Regions from separate parts of the Homo sapiens genome. Here region 1 is linked to region 2. Evidence: read pairs that join two places in POLR2A ChIA-PET (ENCODE). Cell type or tissue: A673. All regions are shown on one strand. Links, peaks and the distances in the headings refer to the core of each region. The heading gives the core; the rest is flanking DNA. Region 1 overlaps LRRC4C (leucine rich repeat containing 4C). Region 2 has its middle 490 kb from the start of LINC01493.

Region 1 (13,112 bases), core at 2,468-10,467, 1.0 Mb after region 2:
GGTAACGTCTTAGTCCATTTGTGCTGCTATAACACAATTCCTGAGTCTGGGTAATGCATAAATAATAAAATTTATTTCTCACAGTCCTGGAGGCTGAGAAGTCAAAGATCAAGTTACCAGCAAGTTCAGTGTCTAGTGAGGGCCCAGTCTCTTTAAATATTCATGAATAAGTACAAGCAGGCAGTGGGTTGTATTCATAGTTCCAACGATTCAACTTCTTACTCATTATCATCATCTTTTCATTGTCTGGAAAACTGGTTCCAGAAGAAAAAAAAAAAAAGACTGACCGTTATAACAAGCCAGACATCATTTCCGGTGCCAGCTTTGTTGTCTCTCCACAGGGACTTAGTCTGCTTGACCTTCATTAGCTCATAGGCATCACAGCTGCAAACGCTCAAACATTTTGGCATTTTTCTTTGGTGCAAAGGTTAAATAAAAATGGATTTTAATAATTTTGACACAGAATTAGAGAAAGAGATATAGATGAAACAGATAAATAAATAAATTGCTTCCTCTAGACCCTGGGTAAGAGAACAAGCAAGCACCTGTTTGCCTCTCACCCAGGGTGAGAGAAGAAGAAAGCACCTCTCTTGATGACTGAGATTTCTGCCATGACTCTGGAATTTGGGAGATCACTCTGCAACTTTTCTTTCACTTGTATAGTACTCTCCACCTCCCCGTTAGATGGTAAGGTACATAAAGAAATCTGCAAATGTTTCGTCGCTTTGTAGCTCAGTGTTCATCCGCTTGTTTCCTTGTTTTGTTGTTGTGTTTATTAGGGCCAAGTACTATAACAAACTTTACGTAAGGTATGTGATTTGTATCCTCCCAGATGCTAAGGAAATGGTAACTTAATAAGGTTTAATAACTCAGTCAAAGTTAGCATAGTTGATAAGTAGCAAAGCCAAGTTTCTTATTCAGGCTGTCCAAATACAACAATGAGGCACTTTAACTTGTACTTCTAAGCACCTGTTTAGTGATCATTTTCATGAGATAGGATTTAACTCTCAACTCTCAGCCTTTCTGGATGGAATGTTCTCATTTGCCATCTCACCTCATCTATAAGCTTCATTATCCCTCTAACCACCTCTACTACATATCTCTTTTGTCTCTTATCTTCTATTATAGTTTTGTTAAAGGGCAGCAACCATATTGCACCTAGTCTTGATTAAGCAGGCATGCCATTTGTCACAGAGCCAAGCAAGAAAATTCCTCATAGTGGTCCCCTTAAGCCATTGCTTGGAACGTTTCCCAGAAAGCACAGTGCATCCTATCCATACCCTATCCACCATACCGTGTGTAAGAACATTAATATCCATTAAAAGTTTCTGATAAATTTTCAATCAAATTTTTAATACAGCCCAGAGAGAAAGATAGTTTCACATTATCTTGAAGGTTTGATCTTAGTAAAGATTGCCTGTCTTTCAGAGGGTTTAGAACAAAGTATGCTGCATTTCAAAAGAAGTCACCACCTCCTTCAATGTCTGAATGACAGTAAGGTAATAAAACTCTCCCTTACAGGAATCACCGGGTTGCAAAATATCTAGACTATGAAGACATTTGCTGGCAAGGTATCAAGTGTGTAAATGGAACCATGGCTGATTTTAATTTTATGATGGAATGTGAAACTAAAAATAATTATTTATATATATTTGTGTATATGTATGAGTATGTATATATTCTGAATTGCAATATATTGTTATGTATGAATTGGACTATAAGCTGCTTCTAGAGTCAGTCTATCCTATGAATAGAAATTGATTATAATAACATAATAGCAAGTATGGTACCTGGTTAGAAATACCACACGAAAGAGAATTCCCAAGCTAAGTACAGTAGGCAGAATTCTAAGATGACCCTGAGCCACACCCTTATATAATCCTCCCACTGAGTATGAATAGGATTTATAACTTGCTTTTGCAAAAGCAAGTTATAAGGATTTATAACTTGCTTTTTTTTGCTTTTGCAAAAAATTGCAAAAGTGGTGGGATTATAATTTGTTTCTATAACATAAACAAATATAAACTCCCTTGATTGGGTTGCATTACACAGCAAAGATGATGGGAAGTTGCACATATGATAAAATAATTTTTATATAAGACTATGTTAGCACATTGTAGCAAGAGATTCTCCTGCTGGCTTTGAAAAACTTAGCTTCCATGTGGTTGTGAGAGGGTCATGTGTCAAAGAACTCTGAGTATCCTCTAAGAGCTGAGTATGTGGCCTGACAGCCAGCAAAAAAGCTAGGACCTCAGTCTTAAGCCATCAGGAACTGAATTCTGCCAATAATTACTTAAGCTTAACACAAGAATGTCCAGTAGATGCTGTTAAGAAGCTCATCAATGGATGAATGAATTTTTTAAATGTGGGAAACATACACAATGGAATATTATCCAGCCATAAAAGAGAATATCGGCTCACTGCAACCTCCACCTCACGGGTTCAAGTGATTCTCCTGCCTCAGCTTCCAAGAATAGCTGGGATTACAGGCATGCACCACTATGCCCGGCTAATTTTTTGTATTTTTAGTAGAGATGGGGCTTCACTATGTTGGCCAGGCTGGTCTCCTGACCTCAGGTGATCTGCCCACCTCAGCCTCCCAATGTGCAGGGATTACAGGTGTGAGCCACCGTGCCCAGCCAAATCCTGTCATTTGCAGCAACATAAATGGAACTGGATATCACTGTGACTAACACTTAGACAGCACTAGAAAGACAAATATTCCATGTTCTTTCTAATATGTAAGAGATAAGAAAGTTAATCTCATGGAGGTAGAGAGTAGAATGATAGATACCAGAGGCAGGGAAGGGGGTCGGGGACGATTCTATATTTCAAAATAGCTAAAAGAGAAGATGTGAAATGTTCCCAATACAAATAAGTGAAAAATGTTTGAGGTGATGGAAATCCTAAATACCCTGATTTGATCATTACACCATGTATGCATGTATCAATATATCATATGCACCCCATAAATTGGTACAATTATTATGTATCAATAGAGTTTATTTAAACAGAAGTTTAAAATTGACATCCATCTGGTAACTAAGCTCAGGACATGTTACCAAATTGAAGTATAATTGCTTTTATCCAGGAATCTTAAAAATGTAAAAATAAAATCTCAGGATAATTATACAGATTGGTATTTATTGAAGAACCATGGGTCATATGAATATATCCTCAAGGAACTTAATTATCTTGACAAAAGCATGATAGCATATGAAACAAATATGACATACAACTAGGTGTATAATTGTATTTGTGTGTATTTATCTTGCTTTGTGTTTGCATATGTCTGCACGTGTCTCTATTTTTATAAGTGTGTATACACATATATGTATATATATTCGCATGTCTGTATCTATATGTATCCGTTTCTATGTCTCTGTGTATCTGAGAATTTGTGTGTGTGCCTTTGTATTTGTTTTTATATGTGTATGTGTGTTGTGGGAGTTTGTGTGTGCATCTATATGAGTGGCAGAGTGTGTGTATGTGTCTATGTTTATGCGTCTGTTTGTCTGTGTGTACAAAAGGCTTGAAGGAGATGAAGAAAACACAAATTATCCTCTTCAAAGGCTTTTATAAAAATTAGTGAGGAGTAGAGAGAAAAACACAATACAGAAAAACAACGACAAAAAATCCACTGATTTTGGACTCTGCAATCTGGTTTTAGTTCTAATTCTGTGATATGTTAGTTCTGTGACTTTGGTAACCTGCTTCAGTTCTGAGTCTTAATTTTCCCTATATAAAATGAATTAGATCTTAAGAACATACCGGGCATGGTGGCTCACGCCTGTAATCCCAGCTCTTTGGGAGGCCAAGGTGGGTGGATCACCTGAGGTCGGGAGTTCAAGACCAGCCTGACCAACATGGAGGAACCCTGTCTCTACTAAAAATACAAAATTAGCCGGGCGTGGTGGTGCATGCTTGTAATCCCAGCTACTGGGGAGGCTGAGGCAGGAGAATTGCTTGAAACTGGGAGGCGGAGGTTGCAGTGAGCCAAGATGGTGCCATTGCACTCCAGCCCGGGCAAGGAGAGCGAAACTCTGTCTCAAAAAAACAAACAAACAAAAAACAAAAAGAAAACTATCTCACTGCTAGTAGAAGTGTAAACTGGTACAACCATTTTAGAAAACTGTTTGGCTCTCTTTAATAAAGTTGATCATATTCATGCCATATGACCCAGCAATTGCTGTCGTAGGTATCTATAACCAGTACAAATGTGTACATATGTTCCAAATGTACATTAGAATGTTTATAGCAGCACTATGTAGTCCTAACAGACTAAACTGAAATGAGAACTAGCCTAAAACTAGAAGTGTCCCAATCCCCATTCAATGAACAGATACACTGTGGTATTTGCACCAATGGAATACCATATAGCTGGAGAATGAGCATTCTGTAGCCTTACAAAAATACGAATGAATTTCACAAATATAGACAAAAGAAGCTTGATACAAAGAAATCTCATATAATTTATATATAGTATATGAACCAGCAAACATGATCTTAATCTACACTCTTTGATGTCAGGATAGTAGTTATCCTTGAGGAGCGGGCAGTTACTGGAAGAGAGTCTAAGGAGAAGAGGCATTGTCAGTTTCCTACTGTGTGTGCTGGTTAACTGTGTTCAATTTGTGAAATGTCATGAACACATATGCTTCTGATATGTGTGATTTTTTATTAGAATATTTCACATAAATATAATTTTTTAAAGCCTCACATAGTATCAGGCAACTATGATGATCGAATAGGAGAATGCATTTAGACATGATTTAAACAAGCTCATCACTGCAGCTCTTTAAAAAAAAATAGTTGTCAAACTCTGGGTAATGACTACTAGTTGGTCATGTAATCAATTTATAGATTGTAACCTGTATTAAATAAAATGAAAAAGACTAGAACAGAAAATATTGGAGTGCATTATATACTGTATACTGTTTTGTGATATAAACATCCATATATATGTTTATATGGGTAGAGATGTAACATGTACATTTTATTCTGAGTCACAGTTAAAAGGAGTCAAAATTATTGCTTTAAGGGGCCCATGATATAAGTTCATAAAGCCTGTGTCTAAATTATGACTCCCCGTGTCTAGATTATGACCAGCATTGATTCTACATTAGTTAAGTGAAAGGCATTTTAATAAGGGAATCCCGGAGTACAATTAAAGCACTTCCAATGTATATTATGAGTAATCCTGACCGTTGGCCTTATCACTCCTGGACATTTGCCAGAAGACCTAGGACTTTCCACACTGTGTAGCCTAGAATTCTGCAAATTGCTTCCACCATACAAAAAGCTTAGGTTGTCCAAAATTGGAGTTTCTTGAAAATACATAGCCTCTGTTTCGACCACTTTTCTTGGTAACCTTGTAGCAGATGTAGTGAGTGGTAGCTCTGTGTACCAGTGAAGATGCAGAATGGAAAATATTGTTCATTTGCATAGTCTCAAAATAATGGGATGAAGATAGTAATTAATAGCTATATTTATACCCCTTGATTTAATTAACTCCAGCTAAGATGTTTGTAATCATGTGATTTTATGTTTGGGTAAATGTGTCAACGTGAACATTAGTCACTAATACAAGGCAGCAAGAAAAAAATTAAAAAGCCACCAGCAGAAGGCAGGCCTCGGTAGTTCTCAGTTTTCCACTTTGGGATTTTTTATCCATAGAAATCACTAGTGATGCTATTCTATGACAGAAAGTTCTCTGGAGGGTGGAGAGAAGAGTGGTATAGAATAAATACAGGGGTGAGCAAAGGGTAGGGTGAGGCTTAAGCCTAGAGCTCTTTTGATATTGAGATTAAGGCAGGGTAGAAAAAGGAAGTCTCTTGTGGTAGGGCCATTTCACTTCAAACCTACTCACCCTTATAAGGGAATAGACTAGAGTCATCCCAGCACTTTGGGAGGCCGAGGCAGGTGGATCACCTGAGGTCATGAGTTCAAGACCAGCCTGACCAACATGGAGAAACCCTGCCTCTACTAAAAATACAAAATTAGCCAGTCGTGGTGGCACAAGCCTGTAATCCCAGCTACCGGGGAGGCTGAGGCAGGAGAATTGCTTGAACCTGGGAGGCGGAGGTTGCAGTGAGCCTAGATGGCGCCACTGCACTCCAGCCTGGCAACAGAGCAAAACTCTGTCTCAAACAAACAAACAAAAAACAAAAAAACAAAACAAAACAAAAAAACTATCCCACTGCTAGTAGGAAAGGAGATGTGAAATAAGGAAACCAAAGAGGGAACATAATTGGAGATAAAACTGTTTAACTAAGGGGCAGAGGTTATTCTGAGGATCTTGGCAAAATCAAATGGGGACCAAAAGATGGTGGAAGAAGGTCTGTTCAGAGGGACAAAATGTTCAGGTTTATTATAAGACTAACATTTTTGAGAAGCCATTTAGATTGGATTCAGGTGGCAAAGCACATAAAGAAAAGGGGTTCTGGGTAGGGTTGCACACTGACCAAAATAGTAGACATGGTTTTGAGCTGAGTAAAGAAGGGTTCGTTCAGATTTGCTCTAGTTTGCGTCCAAACCTCCTGATGCTTCAAGTCAATGAATCCACTTCACATCTGTGTGGATTGGTCACATTAAATAGAAGAAAAGAAACCTGAAAAATCTCCACAGTATGCAAGAGGCTTCCTTTGAGCTGACTGAAGCTAGCAGCACAGAGCACAAAGGCTCCCTGCCTTTATCTCAGCCACATGGTCCTGCTTTATGAAGGGTCAGATGGGGAAGAGAAACCTCACATCAGAGTTAATGATCACAGTCCTGCTTTGCTAATTAATGCCACTGACTCATGTGGTGTGAAAACACAACTTAAAAGGCTCCACACCAGCTGAGAAATCTGGGCTGGCAGAGGAAAGTAACAGGAAATCCTTTACATAACTAAGAATCAAGGAGAATCTTTCATTTTCTGTTAATCATATCTTTTAAATCTATAATTTCTGAGTAGGGCAGGTAGGCAAAAATCAAATCAGTGCTGCCCCAACACACTGGTTCCATTTTAATGAAAAGCCATCGCCTTCATGTTTCCTCTTATAAGGGAATAGACTAGAGTCACCCCATGTCCCAGTCTTTACTTTAGTTTTTTTTTCCTTCTAATTATTGCATAAGCAATTCTAACCCTTGAGTTTTATAAAATAACTTTGCAACGGAGCATTTTAACTCATGATTGCTTTAAAAACGAATGAGTATGCACTCTCATTGACATATAAATTCATAAACATACATGCATGTATATGAGGTTCTAAGAATATATATTATTGAGACTTATTTTTCTGGGATACGGTAAGCTTTAAATAGGAACCTAGTATTCTGAAGGAGTTCATGGATCCTGTTAACTAGTTCATTTGCCAGTCACAGTGTGGACAATTCTTTCTATAGAAAATAATTTCAACATTATTCTATCAGGGTGAAATTCTGGACCAGGGAAGGATGCAAGACACTCATACATGTGTATATATTATTTTAAAACTCAGCCCAGGGGTTCAATTCTTATAGCATGTGAAATTTTTGAGGTATAAATATTTTTGGGGTAGAGAGTGAGTCAATCTCAGGGTATCAAGATAACTTGAGACAAATTTATGTAATTACTTAGCAAGTTTTCACCATAACACATTTTATATTTTAGTAGGTATATAAATATGAGTATAGTACAACTATATATATGCACAGATTTGCAATATAATACTTTGATTTCATAACACCTGCTCAAAATGCTATGTTTATTGTTGGGAAAGACAAGGCACATGCCTGTCAGTTGAGATTTCATTTCCATTTTCATTGTAAAGGGTTGTAAGCTATGATCTATTCTAGATCTTACTCCATAACCCTCGTACCAAGTCTAGTATTCCACTTAAAAAAAGAGAGATAGAAAATGCAACATCACTTTTACAATTCACAATTCACACGATTTCTTATTAGCACTAATTATATATAAGGGTAGGTCATTTTGTCTGAAGCCAACCCCTAACATTAATTATTGCTGTATTACTAGAATGCTAATTTGGGAAGTTTTCAATTGGTCTTCCTTTTGCAAACACAAGATAAAGCTAGGCTTTTAGTTACGAGACAGGTTTAATTTCTTTTGAGTAAAGGGAACAATGGTAGTACTAGCTTGGCTTTACAATAATATATAGTGATCCCAGATAAAGCACAAATCTGTGATGTTATTAAAACACAGAGTTCTATTTTAACTGTGGGTGATAATAGTACTAGAATGTTACAAAAAGGGAGTGTGCATGTGAGTGGGATTCTGCATATGAATATTTGTGTATATTTTTCTATAACCCAATACACACATATGAATGGTTAAAAGAACATAAAAGCATTTTACCTAATGACTCATCACCCACTCCCTGCTTTGTTCTAGTGTAGTCAGAGTTGCACATTAACTTGGATGCTAACTATGCTCCCGTGGTAAACAAAAAGGCAGAGAACCTTGTGCATCCAAGGAGGTCCTGTAAAGGGCTCACTCGGTGAAAACATCTGCAGTGCCTATTTTAAATCAAGGCCTCCAAATTACATCTTTGGTGAAAGTAAGATACTCACTGCACAGTGAATGAAGGGGCATGTGCCTCACAGTGACGCTACATTAAGAGAGAAAGAGAGAAAAAAAAAATCTAGAAATAACCAGAGAGGGAAGAAAAAGATAATAAAAGAGAGTGAGATGGAGAATGGAAGACATTCACAAATATCTCTAGGGTACAACAAAAAGAATGCTAATGTCTTGCTCAAATCTTGAGAAATCCAAGGATTGTAAAATCTTTTTGTAGCCAAAACATTAGGAATCCAAGGTAGGAGAAAGGAGACATTCTAACTTCATCAGGTGAGAGTTTACCTGTGAATTTACACTTCTGCCTTTAGAAATCTCAGGCTTACCTCATCCTTCCAACACATGAGCAAGAAATAAAGTGAGAATATTTCTCTTTACAATGCATTAGATCTAATCCAAAGAGAATGCCTGTGATTACAAACTTTTGGGAGACTACACGTTAAAGTAGCACTTCTCAGAGCCTTTTACACGCTAATAAATTCTACCAGTGTTTAAGATGGGAAGGCATATAATATGTAGCGAGGAAGTAGATCAAGGCTCCCTTTATCCAGAGCATTTACAGTGAGGGAAATTATGCTTCCTAAAACCAATTTTGGAAAAGGCTGAATTAGACTTTTCAGTTAAGAAACGTAACAATACCTTATATTAAAAAGAACAGACCATTATACAAGCTAAAAAATGGAAAAAAATGAAAAACTCATAAAAAAAGGTATTTCAAGGATTGCTTTAGGAATTTTTTATTGTTTGGTAGTTTCATAATGATTTTAACAATCAAACTTGGTAAGAAACTTATTTCTACAGTCTTGATATTTGTTCTTTCTGCATGTGGTTATCTTTTACTGAATGCATAAAATAAAATCACGCTTCAGCATTAAACTTGGCTTTACAAGATTAAGATATTAGAATGTGGAAAAGGAGGCAAAAATTTATGAACAAAAACCCTAGCAATAACTGGAACCATCTAGAAACCCCTGTAGATAGGGCAGGATTGTTTGCTAAATATACTAATTAAATGAGGCAATGTATTAAAATGGTTTACATTGTGTTTGGCACCCAATCAACACCCAATATTAGTAAAAATTTTCATGTGTTATTGATATTCTTATGTCATATACCACATAAAAAAGGGGTCTTTATAAGCATAGAAATGATCTCCTAGAAATAAAGAGAGGAAACTAACAGGTAATCTCCTAGGCTGATTCATACACTATATGCGGCAGAAGGAGCTTGTGCTTAATCTAATTTAATCCGACCCCCCCAACCGATCTAATTTAATCTAATCAGCTGAAGTAGGTTGCTATTCGTTATAGTATAATTTAGCCAAGGTTACCAGTGGTCCTACACAGACTTTGTCAAAATTATCTTTCCGTACCACCATGCAGCAAAACGTTGGCCTGAAAGTCTGTTTCCCCACATGATCATTCCTCTTATGAATATATTAGTGCTTTATAAAAGCGACTTGGGAGGCTGAAGCAGGAGAATTGAACTCAGGAGGTGGAGGTTGCCGTAAGCTGAGATTGCACCACTGCACTCCGGCCTGGGCAACAGAGTTAGACTCCGTCTCCAAACAAAAAAAAGGACTGAAAGGAGTCCGTTTGCTTTCTTCTGCTTTTTAGCCATGTGAGGACATAATGTTTCTTCACTTTTTTGCTCTTCTGTCGTTTGAGAAAACCTAGATGGCACCATCTATTGCCATCTATCAGGAATAGTCCTCACCAGACACAACTTGATCTTGGAATTCCCAGTCTCCAGAACTGTGAGAACATTCTGTTATTTATAAATCACCCAGTCTTAGGTTATTTTGTTATAGTAGCACAAATGGACTAAGACATACACTATTACTATTCTAGTCTAAATCACTCTCCTAGATGACTTTAGCAGTATTCCTACTGACTAATCCTACACCATTCCTCTCCCTTCACTATCCTGTCCCCACAGAACAGCCAGAATGGTTTTTGAAAAGTCAATCAGATCACTATCATTCCCTCGATTAACTCCCTCTAGCATTTCCTATTCCACTTCCTAAGTGGATTTATGAAATAAATCCAAATTCTTTTTTTTTTAAGATTATAATTTTTATGCTCCCTTTTTACCCTCCCATTCTTCCCATGCTCCTCAGTTTGTTTCTGTTTCATGGCATTTGCTGTCTGTCATTGTTCCTTCTGCTTGAAACTCCCTTTCCTTCAACTGACATATACCTGTCTCCTAGTTATTCAAGTCTTAGGTGCAACAGTTTCTGAAGTAAAGGGGCAGAGGGACCTTCTATCCATGACTGTGTCACCTCATTTAATGGCACCATCACTCTCGATTCATAATGCTCTGTGTTATAGGTTGAAATGTGTGCCCTCAAAAAGATGTATTAAAGCCTTAAGTCCCAGGGCCTCCAAATTTAGCCTTACTGTAATAGAATTTTTATAGAAGTAATCAGGTTAAAATTTGGTTATTAGGGTAGGCTGTAATCAAAAATGACTGATCTCCTTACAACAAGTGGAAATATGTACACAAAGACAGACATGCACAGAGGAAGATCAAGTGAAGACAAGTAAAGAGACGGCAGTCATGAGACTGAAGCAGTACATCTACAAGCCAAGATAATTGGCCAAGGACTGCCATCAAATGCCAGAAGCTAGAAGAAAACAAGGAAGAATTCTTCACTAGAGTGGTCAGAGAGTACACGGCTCTGATGGCACCTTGACTTTGAATTTGTACCCTCCAGAACTGTGAGGCAATACATTTTTGTTGTTTAAACTCACCTAGTTTGTGGCACTTGGCAATGACAGCCCTAAGAAATTAATGCTATGTTTTCATTTTTGTTGCAGCACTTGTCACAGCTGCAACCACTTCTTTGGTTTACTGCTATAGATCACTTTCCACACTAGAATGCAAACTCCCCAAGAGGCAAAGACCTGCATGTCTGGTTGTATGCCATGTGACCTGGATTTGGGAGAATGCTAGACAGAGAAATTGATGCTCAAAATATATACAATAAATGAATGAATGATAGAATTGAATGGGAGCATTCATGAAGCTTAAAAGATAATGAACACAAATACCTCCAACTATTGCCCTTTGTTTTGTTGGTTTACTTCATTGCTTGTACTTGTCTATGCATCCTTTAAGCCCAATCCTTCTGAAGAGTACAATTCAATCTGAGACTACCTATAAAGGTCTATACATTATTATGGAAACAAAATCTCAGTGGATCTTACTTAGTGCCTAGATGATCATACCTGTAAAACGTCAGTGCCATCCCCTAGGAAGAAGGGGGAAGCAAAGGATTCTTTGAATAAGAAACATAGTAAAAATAGTACATAGTTTCTGTCTCTGGCTCTATACAGGTGTCATGATTTGAGTCAGTTATAGATGATGAGAAACTTGATTGCAGGTATTTCTAAACCAAGGTATTCAATGAATACTTATGTTGGTAAACTGTGTTACCTCTAAGTTGGGAAGCAACAAGGTATTGTAGTTAAAAAAGTATAGGTTCTGGAGGCAGAGACCCCTAAAGTTCAGGCCCGTTTAACTTACCAATGTGCAAACTTGAACCAACCTTGTATAAGTTACCTTCTTTTCTAAGCTCCAGCTTTTTCAAAAGCCCCACCTAATTGAGGAACAACGGTATACACACTAAAATGTTGATGAGAAAATTAAGAGATAATGCATGCATGGTGTTAGCACGCTGCATGAACCACATTAAAAATGAAATACATGCTAGATAATATCGTATTTATTATTGGAAGAGTCTGCTGGTCACAGAATTGATGGACAAGACTGATGCCTTGTGTTATGCGAAGAATACACATCTCAAATCAATTATTTGACTCACACACAAAGTAAACCTATTTTTACTTCTGCTGGCCTTGACCACTGAACTAGTCTTCACTGATTTAAATTAAATTGAAGATCAGGAGTAACTTTAACAAGTAGAAGCCAAATCCCCACAGCTGTTATCAATCCCTATATAACTGATTAGAATCCTAAAGGAACATAAGAGATTCCTTCTTAAAATTATCACTCAAGACTGTTAGAAGGCTATGAACATCTACCATTGATCATGACTCTAAAGGCAGTATTGTCTCAGTACCGTGTGTGCACCTGTGCATATGTGTGCGTTATTATTTTTCTGCATCGAACCATATTTCTGAAGTAGCCATAGAAACAGTCCCATTTGTGCTTTTATGTTTGTTTGGTTTTTTAACATTTGTTTCCTACACTATAACCATAGCAGCAGTGTGGAGTTTGACCACAAGACAATACAGTTCATGAAGACAAAGAAAAAAGTGCAATAGTAGTAACAATAACCAATGGATTTTTTATTGCATTATGGTTGATACAGTATTTTCCTACTAATTATTTCACTTGCTTCTCCCAGGGGACAGGTCAAATAGTTATAAGTAATATTTCTATTTTGAAGTGGAGGGAACTGCGGTCACATGCTTTGATTAAAGTCACAGAGCTATTCTGTGATAGAAATGGTGCTAAACCCACAAATTTCAACTACAAATCTCCTTTCCTTCCATTATAACTTGCAGCAGTAATTATGTAAAAAGCGAGA
Region 2 (13,112 bases), core at 2,706-10,705:
GAGACTATTAGTCTGATGAATTTCCTTTTATAGGTAATATGACCATTTTCTCTACCTGCCTTTAAGTTTTTTTTTTTTTCTTTACATCAACCTTGGATACTCTAATGACTATGTGACCTGGGGATGGTCATCTTGTATATTATCTTGCAGGAGTTCTATGGATTTCTTATGTCTGCATGTTGACCTCTCTAGCAAGAATGTGGAAATTTTCCTGAATTATATACTCAAATATGTTTTCAAAGTTGCTTACTTTATCTTCTTTCTCGGGAAAGCCAATAAGTAGTAAATGTTGTCACTTTACATTAACCAATATTTCTCAAAAGCTGTTTGTTTTTTAAATTCTTTTTTTTTTTAACTTTTGTCTGACTGGGTTAATTTAAAGGATCAAACTCTGAGCTCTGAAATTCCTTCTTCTGTTTGGTCTTGCCTGTTGTTAAGACTTCCAACCGAATTTTGAAGTTCTTATAGGAAAATTTTCAATTCTAGAAGTTTCTGTTTGGTTCCATCTTAATATAGCTTAATATAGTTCTGTTGCCTTTCAAGTCTTGGATAATTTTTCTGGCTTCTTTGAGTTGAATTTCAACTTTCTCTTGAATCTAGTTGAGTTTCCTTGTCATCCATATTCTGAGTTCTATATCTGTCATTCCAGACATTTTGTTCTGATTTAGATTCATTGCTTGGGAGCTAGTGGTATTATTTTGAGGTGATGAGAAACTCTGACATTCAGTTCTTGTGCCAATTCCTTCTCATCTCAGGGAGCTGATGATTCGGAGACTTTTTTTGTTTGTTTTTATTTTTTTTAATTTCAGTGGTACTTCTTTATTTTTTATTCTTTTTACTCTTGATGGCATGACCGTGATATATGTTGCATATAATCAATTGGCTTTATTTTTGAGTGCTTTCAAGGTGCTGAGGCTCCATACAGGTTCCTTGGCTGCAGATAGATTCATGCAGTGGCTTTCTCAGATGTTTCTTATTGCAGTGATGTATTTTTGTTTGGTGGTATATTTCAGGCTATAGTTTAGCAGATGGCACTTAAGAATAAGAGCTAACAGATAGGGGTGGTGGCCGAGGCAATGGAGAGCATAAAAAGTGTCCTCTCTCAGCATGTGTTCACCTTCATTGGGGTTGGAGAGGCTAAAAAATCCTGAGAACTGATTTCTTTTTCTTTTCTTCTTCTTCTTCTTTTTTTTTTTTTTAGACTGAGTTTCACTCTTGTTGCCCAGGATGGAGTGTAATGGCACGATCTCAGCTCACCACAACATTCGCCTCCCGGGTTCAAGGAATTCTCCTCCTGCCTCAGCCTTCTCAGTAGCTGGGATTACAGGCATGCACCACCACACCTGGCTAATTTTGTATTTTTGGTATATATGGGGTTTCTCCATGTTGGTTAGGCTGGTCTCGAACTACTGACCTCAGGTGATCCACCTGCCTCAACCTCCCAAAGTGCTGGGATTACAGGTGTGAGCCACTGTGCTTGGCCGAGAAGTAGTTTCTTTCAGCTCATACTCCTCAGGCCCTAACTGGGCCACTGCTGAGTCTACAACAGTGCACTGAAGAGGGGAATGGAGGCAAGAGATGTCCCCATTGCAGGGGTCATCCATCCTACATGTCTATTCCAGGGCTTTTGTGCTGCTACATTCAATACCTGGCACCATGTTCATGTTTTCTTTGACCCAAAAGAGCTTTGGGAGGCTGCACTCCCTCCTTCCTTAGGGGTAAACTGTGGTGAGGATTAGATTTCCAGGGGAGTGGTATCTGCCTCTCTCCCACTCCTTATCTGATTTTCTATGAGACTAGGTTTAAAATGACATCCTCTTCTCAGCCCTAGGTCTGGGAAAATGCCTGCAGCTTTTCCCAGTGTCTTTCCCTCTGTCTGCCTCTCCCCAAGTTAGCTCCAGGGCTTGAGAGAAAAGTGGTGCTCTCCCTTGGCCTGGGTTGCACAGATCCCCAGAGGAAAGGAGAGACATAGAGGGAGAGTAACTAACCCTCTCACGTAGTGGGGCTTCACTCATATATTTATCAGCCAAAAGCCATAACAGGGACTGCTTGCCCACCTTCTCCTCTCCAGGGTCTGGGTTGTCCTTGGCTATTCTGGTGAATTATTGTCTTTCTTCTTGAATTAACACTCTCAGAGTTCATTTTTATGTGCTATTTTCCTGTTTCCACGTGGCTGAGACATACAAAAGCCTCTAATCCACTATCTTCCAAAGAAAAGAAAACTATATATTTCTAAAGATTATATTTTATATGCTCTTTATAGTCTGAGACTGAACATTTCCAATTCATCACAAATATTCTTCCGTTACATATTTTATTTTTGAACCTCCCTTTATCTGCTATTTGCCTCACTCTCGCTGTCCCTTCTTTGCATATAGGACAGGAGAGTGAAAGTGTTTGTTCACAACACCATCTTGATTCAATCTTAGTTTTTTCTGGATTAACTATTTTATAATTTGGCCAGAATTATCAGCATGTATGTAACTCTAAAATATATATTTTTAGCTTTAATATTTTTCTTGTGCTTCAGATTTGCTTATTTCATATTATTATTTAGATTTTTTTCCCGGCACATCTAAACTCAGCATAATCACAGCTAATCTCATCATTTCCTTCCCAAACTTGCTCCCCTTCAAAACAAAAGCACAAGTGTCAATAATGGCAACATATTATAACCATTTGTCCAATCTAGAAATCTAGTGTGAGCAACATCATTGATGCTTCCTCTCCATGACCCTCAGCTCTCACATTCAGTCAATCCCAGGCCACTTTCATATGCTATCATGTGTCTTCTGAATTACGGCAAGATCTTTCTAATTGGATTCCTTACTTCTTGTCTTGCTCACCACTGGTCCATTTTTCTGGAACAGTCAGAAAGGCTATTCTCAAATAACTTCATCAATTTAATATCCTACCTAATAGCTTCAAGGCATTCGTAATGCTCTAAGCCTAAATATCACCATGAAAAGCATTATTCATTGCCTAACCAATGGCTATTTCTCCCTTTTTTTTTTTTTTTTGCCAGCAGAGTCTGTCTTCCACTATATCCACAGACAATACCAGATATCTCCTTTCTTAGATACACTTGCAGCTCAGGAGTAAGCAATAACTCAATCCTGGCCAACTGAGCCTGAGGTATGATCTATTAGTGGGCTTCTCACAAACATTTACCTTCCTGACAGAATAAAAGAGATAAGCAAAAATTATTGTATAAGTTTCTTATTGCCCCTTCAGTTTCTGTCATTACTTCTCGTTAATCTATTCAGAATATTGCAGCCATATAAGAAATATTTTAAAAGAAAATCTAATCATGACATTCCTCTTCTTACAACCTTAATTTGGCTTCCTAACTGACTCTAAATAGCAAAGTCCACACGGTGGCCTAAAAAACTTCTATATAATCTATACCCACACCATTACTGTACTCTTTTAAGTCTGTGATCTCATTCCCTACTATCTCTGCTCACCCTTTCTAGATCTGCTAATATAGCAGTGTTGGTGGCATAGATCAGTGTATTTTACTACCCTTTGAGGTTATCACAATTAGTTCAGATTGCTCAATAAAGCAATCCCTTACTGAGACAGCTCCTTTTACAAAACAATGTTTTACTTTTACATTGTACCCTCTTTCTGCGGATCTCAGCGGGTTTTCTCATTTATCAGATAATCTTTATTCATAGAGGAAGTGAGACTGAAAAAGTTGATTTCCTACAAAAGGATGATCTGAGGCTGAGAACAGTTAATTGATCCAACTAAAATCATGTGCTCAGTCAAAAGCTGTCCCCAAAACGTTATTCATTTGACTCTACACCTTTCATCTTAGATTACAAAGTAGTCAGTTTTTGAGCACATGCTGTAACAGTTTGATTCTTACATAAAGACTTCTCAAATAATGGTATAAGAAATATTGTTGTTATTTTAAAATCTTATTCCTACAAATACTACTCAATTACTAAATACTAAAATTATTAAATATTATAAATACTACTAAATAAGTATACTATATTTTTTATAAATTATTTCTGAATGTGATAAGTGAGATTGTATCAAACCAATGCTAGCGACATACAAAAAAAAAATTTGAAGAATCCTGAGAGCTTCTCATGCAGTCAAAATCTGAGGAGGTATGTAGGAGAGAAATACAGAGACATTAAAATAACACTAAACTCCTCTTGCTGTGGCATCTGCTAACTAAAAATGATTGCTGAGGGAACTGACAAGATGAGCAGAATCTCTAGACTGAACTGTGCCAGACAGAAGAGAAAGAAATTGGACATCACAACTGCCATGGCTGAGAGGCCTTGAGAACAATTCAGTCCTAGGAGACTAAAGAACTTGAAGTGAATCCCTTCTAGAGGAAGATAACAAGATCCAAAGCCTCTAATGTCCTCGCAGTTTACAGTTATTAAACCAGAACATTAAAATAACTGTGACTAAAATAATATAATAGAGCATGAGAGGTCAATATACTGAAGGATGAGATGGAGAATTTAAGCAGAGAATGTAAATTTATAGAGAAAAATTAAATAAAAAGTATGCTACTATAATTACTAGTCAATATCAACTCATTCCTCTTACTATACTTACTGTCTAAAAGATAAATGTTGAAAAAATAATACGAGAAAGACAGGAAGAGAAAAAGAAAATGTAGGAAAAAAGGATACAGAGCATTTCTTATACCATTTCTAATTACTACCATAATTTCTATGGCTTTCAGTCACAAACAACTTAATGCTAAATTTATTCTGTGGATTTTTGCACTTGGAATAGACTCACTTTTCTATGACTTGTTAGAAAGGCTAGAAGATTAATGAGCTAATGTTGAGAAAGCATATCAAATGCAAAGTACACATTTTAGAGGCACTACAGATTTCATTAAAAATAAACAGAGAGTTGTAGTGAAAGCAAGTGGAATATGTGCCGAGATGAAGTAGTGACAGTATCCTCATGGTTCCCAGCATCCCCAACTTTGGGAGAATTTACAGTTCTGAAAGTTAAAAATTCATTGGCAATACAAATAATTTGCATTTATACATTTTATACTCTGAAAATGCTAATGTTTGAAATATTTAATCACAGGGTTTTAAATTATAAACTAATGGAAGAACGAAGAGAACTATAAAAATCACTTACTCTATTTAAATAACATTTGGAGAAAAAAAACACAGAGCCTTATAACTTCTAGGCCTTACTCAAATCACTATGTTTTATGTCACCTGGAAACTTAAGACTGTTTATATTTTTGTTGACCTTTCTAATGTATCTCCTCAATTTCCATATTTTAACAAATTGTCCAATATGAACCATTAATAAAAGAGAGGAAAGATGCACTCAGAAAATGGCCTGCAGAAGATTCCTTTGACCTAACAAATGTATATTAATTATATTCATTATAGTAAATATTCTTGTTATTTAAAATAAATTTTCTAAAACAGTTACATAATCAAATGAAAATGGGTCATTTTATCATATACCCAAGTAGAACTTATCATAAAAATAGGCAAAATGACATTTAATTATTCAAACAGAAATTAGGAAGAAAATGAAAGAATAAGAGCACTTTACTCTTTTTATAGTTATCAGAATATTATATATACAGATATTGAAAACTTGAAAAATTATTTAATTCCAATATGAATCTAGTCATAATGTTCTAGGAATGTTTCCAAGTCATTTCATGTGTTAATTAATCAAAATAATTATTTTTAATATTTTTATAATCTGCACATTCTAAGGTAAAAAGAAGTTTAAAAAGACTGTTCCAGTTGTACTTTGTCTCTTCTAAATTTAAAATGTTGCTAGTTAATAATCATAATCAGTAAATCTTTTAAATCTCATAAAATTAACCACTTTCTACGATTTTCCTCAATTAGAGTTTTCCTTTATTTAGTAAACAGTTTTGAGAGTCTTCTATATTCCAGCAATGTTTTAGACACTGGAAATACAATAGTAAATAAGACAGGGAAGTCTCATGAAATTAATATTCTCTAAAGAAAAACAGACATATGAGAGGGTGTGCATTTGGTTCGCAGCTACATTAATTGTAATGGTCAGGGAAGCCTCGCAGAGGTGATGACCCATGAGCAGAAAGGAGGCTGGTAAGAAAGAGCCAAGCCTGCGAGTGTGTGGTGGTGCAGCATCCCAAGAGAGGACCAGCAGGTGCTATACGAAAGGGATCTTTAAATGTTTAGGTAATGGAAAGAAAATCACTATGGTTGGACCACAAAGCAATAGCTGTTTAGAGAATGGATCACAGAAGAACTAGAAAGCAGCAAGACCATTTAAGGAACTATTGACATAGTCCAGGAGCAGGGTCATGACGTATGAACCAGATGGTAATAGTAGAGGTGCAGCAAAGTAGTTGGCATTCAGAACAGATTTATTTGTTGACTTTTAAGTCTTTAATTAAATTCAGTCTCTGAATGTGTTTGCTTTTGATATTACATTTTTAGATTCTAATGTATCCCTTCAATTAGTTTTTATTCCTAATTAATATAATTTATTTGTTTTTCATTTAATAACTAACAACAGTTACCAGGTTGAATAAAAACATATCTGGATGTTAATAATAAATCAGCAAGTCTGAGACTATTGATAATTAAACTTCTCAGACATGGTAATGGAACAGGAGGAAAGCAATAATTAAAAAACAATTTTCTTAAATATAAATTAAATATGGTAGATTTCCCAGCTCTTCAAATATTAGAAGCTAATATGCTGAATAAGTTCTTTTGACAAACTGACTGTAATTTGAAATATGGCCAATGAAATTATTTGTGAATTTTTAATTTTTTGTATTGAACAAAAGCTTCAAAATGCATCTTTAAAAAATATGAAACTTTTAACAGGTCTCACTTTCAATATTATGAGATACAGTTTACATTATATATAAAAGAAAAAGGCTCATACATATAAAATAGTTTTTTTAATGCCGAAAAGCAAAAGCATGTATTTGGAGATCAAAAATCAACTTCAAGTCTTTCTCACCTCTAGCTCCCTTCTATGAGGCAGAATTTTCTTCAAGCCATACTAAATAGTTTTCTACTTTAGTTCAAGTCCTATAAAGCCTAAAATAATATAAACATACAGAATAAGAGAATACCAAATTTCATTTACTGGCTTTGATTTAAGAAAAATATTGAATGCATACTCACTTTAATAGAAGAAAAGCATCTGGACAAATAATGTAGATCTAAGTTGTCACTTTTATGAAACAATGTTACCAGTCATCTCATCTCCTGTATTCTCAATACATTCCAGGAATTTAAAGTTCATGTTAATAGTTTCAATAAAATTTCAAACCAATCTATGTGTAGCTATATATATACATATATATATATATATATATATATATATATATTTTGTTGTTCTTCTTCTTCTGTTTTGTTTTTGTTTTTTTGGAGACGGAGTCTCCTTCTGTTGCCGAGGCTGGAGTGCAGTGGCGTGATCTCGGCTCTCTGCAACCTCCATCTACTGGGTTCAAGCGATTCTCCTGCCTCAGCCTCCGGAGCAGCTGGGATTATGGCACATGCCACCACAGCTGGGTGTGGTGGCTCATTCCTGTAATCCTGCCACTTTGGGAGGCCAAGGTGGGCAGATCACTTGAGGTCAGAGGTCAAGACCAGCCTGGCCAACATCGTGAAACCCTGTCTCTACAAAAATACAAAAATTAGCTGATCTATGTTTTTAAACTTATTTCAAGCTACTGTATCTGGATTTTCTTGTCCAGACTTCTCAAATTTTTTTTTATTTCAAGTGAATATTTGAGTCTCTGAAATGATATACTTATCGGTCATACGCCTCATTTTAGAATAACATTTTCTGTTCCTCTATGATTTTGTAAATACTAATGTTCAAAGCTGAACTTAAATTCTAAATCCACTATGCCTTCCTCCTCCTTATATTATTTATTCTGTAAGATTCAAGTGAGATTTCATTGACAACTATGTGTGTGTGTGTTTGTGCACACGTGTGTTTGGTTCATGTTTGTCCCCACCTCTACAATGCTTTATTTTTAAAAAATTGTAACACATTCAGTTGGGACGTATACTCTACATTTGATCAATGTTTCTAGTACCTCCCATTGACCTATACTTCTTTCTTTCTTTTTTTTTTTCCGACGAGTGTTGTGGGTACTGGTTTTGATGACTTCATTCTACACCCACGCCTTACAGTTCAGAAGGGAGATAAGTTTCTCGCTCAGCTAAACACAAAATTTGAGACGTTTTGCATTTTCTTCCAGCCAGCATTCAGTGCAACAGGGATGAAAAAATCAAAAGAAATGAAATGATTTGCAAGAAATGAAATGAAATGATTTGCCGATATTATGAAATGAAATGATTTGCCCAATATTATGCAACAATATAGGATACGTGTGGAGACAGACCAGGTCCTATGTACCCCTTGATATTTGTTTATATTATTACTACATCATTCCTTACACTAAGTATCTGGTAATGGGCCCTGTCTCTTCATTAGAACAAAAGCTTCTGATTCAACTTGTTATCTGACCAATGCCAGAATATAGTGAGCATTTAATAAACAAATGTTTAATTATTTTTCCACTGTATCAAGTGGAATAAGCTGCTTCAAAGTTCCCATCATGCTCTCAGTTATTCCTTTTAGTCATTGTTTTTTCCATCTTTTAATCTTTTTTCAAATTGTACTGTATTTCTATTGGCTGTAAGGTTGAAAGGAAGAAACAAAATATTGTTAATTTGTTTGGGGCCTTTCATCATCTTGGCGCATCAGCTGGAAAAGACCAAAAGCAAAAGTGCTTGCCAAAATAGCTTATGTATTCCTGTCAATTTCTGCCTGCTGAAAACATACTTCTTTTACAGCAGCCAGCAATGAAGCTATTTGGAGCCAAAAAGCAATGCCTCTGTCTTCCTTGCCAACTTGTATCATGTTGTGCCTTTGGAACCAAGAGCTAAGATATTTTATTCATCTCTTGTCACCAAAAGAAGTTTAACTGTTTTATGATGTTTTGCAATGCAGGTGACTGGTGGAGCTGAAAACAGAGCTGTTAAACATGATTTGACCATGAAGACTGGAAACATTACATCAATTTCTCTGAAGAGGTACTGTTTTTGAAAAGAATGACTTACTTAGCACCCCCTGAAAGATACTTATAGATCTACTAATCAAGAAGAAAACAAGTAGGCAATATTAGTAAGTAAATCTCAAACTAGACCATAGTTCTAATGTCCTAATTATCTAAGCCTGTGACGATATCAATTATGTTACAATAAGCATGGATACATGACAAGTGTGTAGTAAGCAGGATTTTGAGCCTCAGAATGAAAGAGCTAAATTTAACATTGAAAAGGTACTTGATGCAAATGGCTTTAACAGTTATAAACCATCTTCTAGGACCAATTCCAATAACTGTATTTAACTAAAAAATGTATGGCAGGGCTGCAATTTTGCCAACTCAGTGTTTGTTGCCTGTGTGTACAATGTAATCCCCTTGGAGGTTGGCAACATGGTGGTCCTAACGCACAGAAGACAGGATCCAAAGAACTTATCTTGAATATTTTGGCTTTAAAATATACAAACTCTCTCTCTCACTACAGAACCAAATATCCTGTTTACATTTTGACCTAGAAGATATTAATAGTACCCGATATACCATCTGTTTATAACCTTCCAAATATTTTCCTTAAAAGTTTATTATTTAAATGATTTTCTTTTTTCTTTTTTCTTTTTTTTTTTTTTTTTTGAGATGGAGTCTTGCTCTGTCCCCCAGGCTGGAGTGCAGTGGCGCCATCTCATGTCATTGCAAGCTCCGCCTCCCAGGTTCACGCCATTCTCCTGCCTCAGCCTCCCTAGTAGCTGAGACTACAGGCACCTGCCACCTCGCCTAATTTTTTTGTATTTTTAGTAGAGACGGGGTTTCACCGTGTTAGCCAGGATGTCTCAATCTCCAGACCTCGTGATCCACCCCCCTCAGCCTCCCAAAGTGCTGGGATTACAGGCGTGAGCCACTGCGCCCGGCCTTAAATGATTTTCAAATATTATTCAATAAATTATTATTTTAGTAAAGGATCAATCAATAATAAATGCAAAAAAAAATTGAGTCAGGATTTAAATGGCAGTTATAAATTATGTCTTTAAATATTTCAAATAATAATTCACCCAAATATTTTACAATTAATGTTTACTATACTATCATCCACACCATTAATTTTGCCCTTTTTGTCAGTAGATTAAGCATTTTGAGATAAATAATTCTAAGGATAGACTCAAGAATATTGTATAGAAATGAATCCCTGACTTTAAACAAGTAAAATTGAAACAAATAAAACCAATAAGCTTACATATAAAATCAAGAACATAATTCTTATGAATATTAAAACTGCTGAGACTACATGTTATGCTTCCTCTTAAAGCTCCTAAGAACTAGTGCATTAAGTTCAGGTATTAACTTAGTTTTGTTTTTTGAGTCTATAGAAAAATATAGGTTACCTTTTTCAGATTTATGTGAAAGCTTACTCCAATTTATGTAGAAATTGTCATAGTTAGAAAAAAAGACTGTACATTTCACTTAACATATATATTAAAAATGAAATTTTACATTTTTTCCTATATGAGTTTAAATTTTTCTAGTCTCTTACAATTTGATGAAATATTAATATCCAATTAAAGGCCAACATAAATATGATTTTATTAATACATAGTATCTTACTGCATTATTCAATGCTTGTAATAAACCTGTTTATATATGGAGAAAAATGATTAAGATTAGTGGTACTCAAAGTGTGGTCTCAGATACCAGCAACAGTATCACCTAGGGCCTCTAAGAAATATAAATTATTGGGACCCACTTAAGACCTATTGAGTAGGAAACTCTGTGGTGGCCCTAGCAATGTCTTTTTAAGAAGAAGAAAGGCTCTGATTTGTAGTGTTTACCTATTTCTGGGGTGCAAATACCCCCACTATGCCAATTTCAAGTTGCAAATGTAACACCACTGAATGCACAGTGGAGAAGTGATATGTAACACTGCCTTTGGGTGATTTTGATATACTCTACGTTTGTAGATCACTAACTTGGACTATATGGAAGTGTATAAGAACACAAACTTGGACTTTAAACAGTTTTGATTTAAATAGTGTTTCTACCATTTACAGGATTACTAATTTGGTCTTGGTCAAATTATGCAACTTCTATATTCCTTAATTTTCCTGTCATAAACAGAGTCACTGAAAGTGTCTACCTCATGATATGAGAATCAAAAGAGTTAACTGGAGTAGAGTGGAGTTGCATCTTATACAGGGGTTAAGTTCCAAAGTCAAAATTTAAGGCATAATTGTCTGTAGAACAAAAGCACGCTACAAAATTCTTTTACCATGTCAGTATGTCTAACACAGACTACTTTCCCTCCATTGTAGGAGAGATCTTCATTTCTTCAATTACACACCAGATACAGCTCTTAGCTTTTATTTACAAGCTATAGTACATGAAAATTACTTGTTTTTAACACTAGACTAACACAGACTAATACACAGTAATTATTTTGTGGGAAGTCCATGAAACGAGACCAACGAGAGTGCAGCCAATTCACGTCTCACACTTGGCTCACTACAGGACATACTAGAATTAAAATTATTTTTGCTGTCATTATAACGGCTGTCGTTGGGATTACGTTTGTTGTTATTATTATTTATTTTTTCTTTCTTTTAGGGAGTACGTAGCAAACATTTTAAAATTTACTCAATTTAAATTCACTTAATTTAAATTCAGATATTAGTATTTTTATACCAAAGTATTTGATGCAATTTAATTAATGCAATTGCATTGCAATTCAAGTAATAGTAGGTCTTCCACAGGTAACTTGTTAATATTATTATTTTTGTTGGTGGATGTATCTTACTTAAAATCAAAAATGAACAGAGTCTCAGAAGTTTTTCAAAGTCCCCTCACACCCCGAAAAAAATGTTGTAAAAACAGTAGAGATAAAAAGCATAACACATCATCTGGTTTCTTCCCACTCCTTGAGTAAAGTTAACACATTTCTTAAAAGTAGGCCAGTCCATTTTAGTTTTACTACTTTCCTACAAAGACTACATCTATCTTACAGTTCAAATTTTACCAGAATATCTCTTTCTATATTTTATCCCAATATTCTGAGCTACATAATACCTTGTACCAAAATAAATAATTCCTCTTTACTCTGACATTTGCCCTATTCAAATACATGTACAAATTAACCTACTTCCCCTTCAACTTAGTTATAAATATGTACTCGCTTTAATCTTTCTTGATAAGACAGCCCTCTAATCAATTTTTGTCCTCCCATTTCAGAGCTAAATTCAATACATGCCGTAATTTAACTCTTAGGAGAAAGCTTACCATACAGAATGTAATGCATTTTAGTTAGAATTGGAAGATTTAAAGGCACACTTAGAAAAAAACACTCACTACTGTAAATGCATAATGGAGATTTACCTAAAAGACATTGATTTTATCTTGATATATATTCTGAAGCTCATTGATGTTTGAAAACTTTTAGCTCCTATGTACCTGAAAGCAATAATACATTTTTTTCTGGCCTCTTAAGAATTAATGAAGTTTCCAATATCCATCATCTGTGAGCAAAATAAATAAACCTCAGGTTTTTAAGTCTACTGTAATACCTGTCAGAGATATTGGTTATTTGGATATTTCTTACTTGATCACTGGAGGTGATGGCTGATGATTCTCAAGAAACTGAGAAGCAGGTACAACAAGGAAGCTTATGTAATAATTAGCATAACTTTATAAGGAGATTTTTATGCATTTCATTTTATATTGAGAGATAATTAGGAATGCTTATTGATACCTTATGTTCCAGAACACCAAAAAAATAAGTATAGTATCCAGTGGCAAAGACTTCCTGACTCCTATACCTTTTCGACCTTGAAGAGTGAGTCCAAGACCAGGCATCATTTACTATAAGCTGACTTAAGAGCCCTTGGGCCTTAAGGGAACATCAGAGGCAATCCAGCAGTACACCTATGGCCTAGGGTGGCAGTGGCTACAGGGTAAACTTCTCTGCCTTTGGAAAGGGGAGAGAAGAGTGGGAAGGAGTGCCTGCTGTGTTTTGAGTGTTAGCTCAGCTGCAGTACCATAG

Evidence for each region. Peaks named below come from ENCODE experiments on the same cell type or tissue, not always from the same donor. Only the 100,000 strongest peaks of a DNase experiment are listed, where the experiment ranks them.
Region 1: POLR2A ChIA-PET joins it to region 2 with 5 read pairs; 1 of 35 experiments calls an interaction of 5 or more read pairs at or near these places.

The regions. Positions count from the first base shown.
Region 1 is chr11:40,161,896-40,175,007 of GRCh38, forward strand. All of the region lies in intron 5 of LRRC4C (leucine rich repeat containing 4C), which reads right to left. Among named protein-coding and RNA genes, the nearest start is that of LRRC4C, 1.3 Mb to the right of the region's middle. In A673, for the core only: a CTCF peak has its summit at 6,112; a DNase peak (open chromatin) is centred at 6,806.
Region 2 is chr11:39,136,114-39,149,225 of GRCh38, forward strand. No RefSeq gene overlaps it. Among named protein-coding and RNA genes, the nearest start is that of LINC01493, 490 kb to the left of the region's middle. In A673, for the core only: no CTCF peak of the experiment used is centred there; DNase peaks (open chromatin) are centred at 3,648 and 4,158; H3K27ac peaks cover 2,460 bases.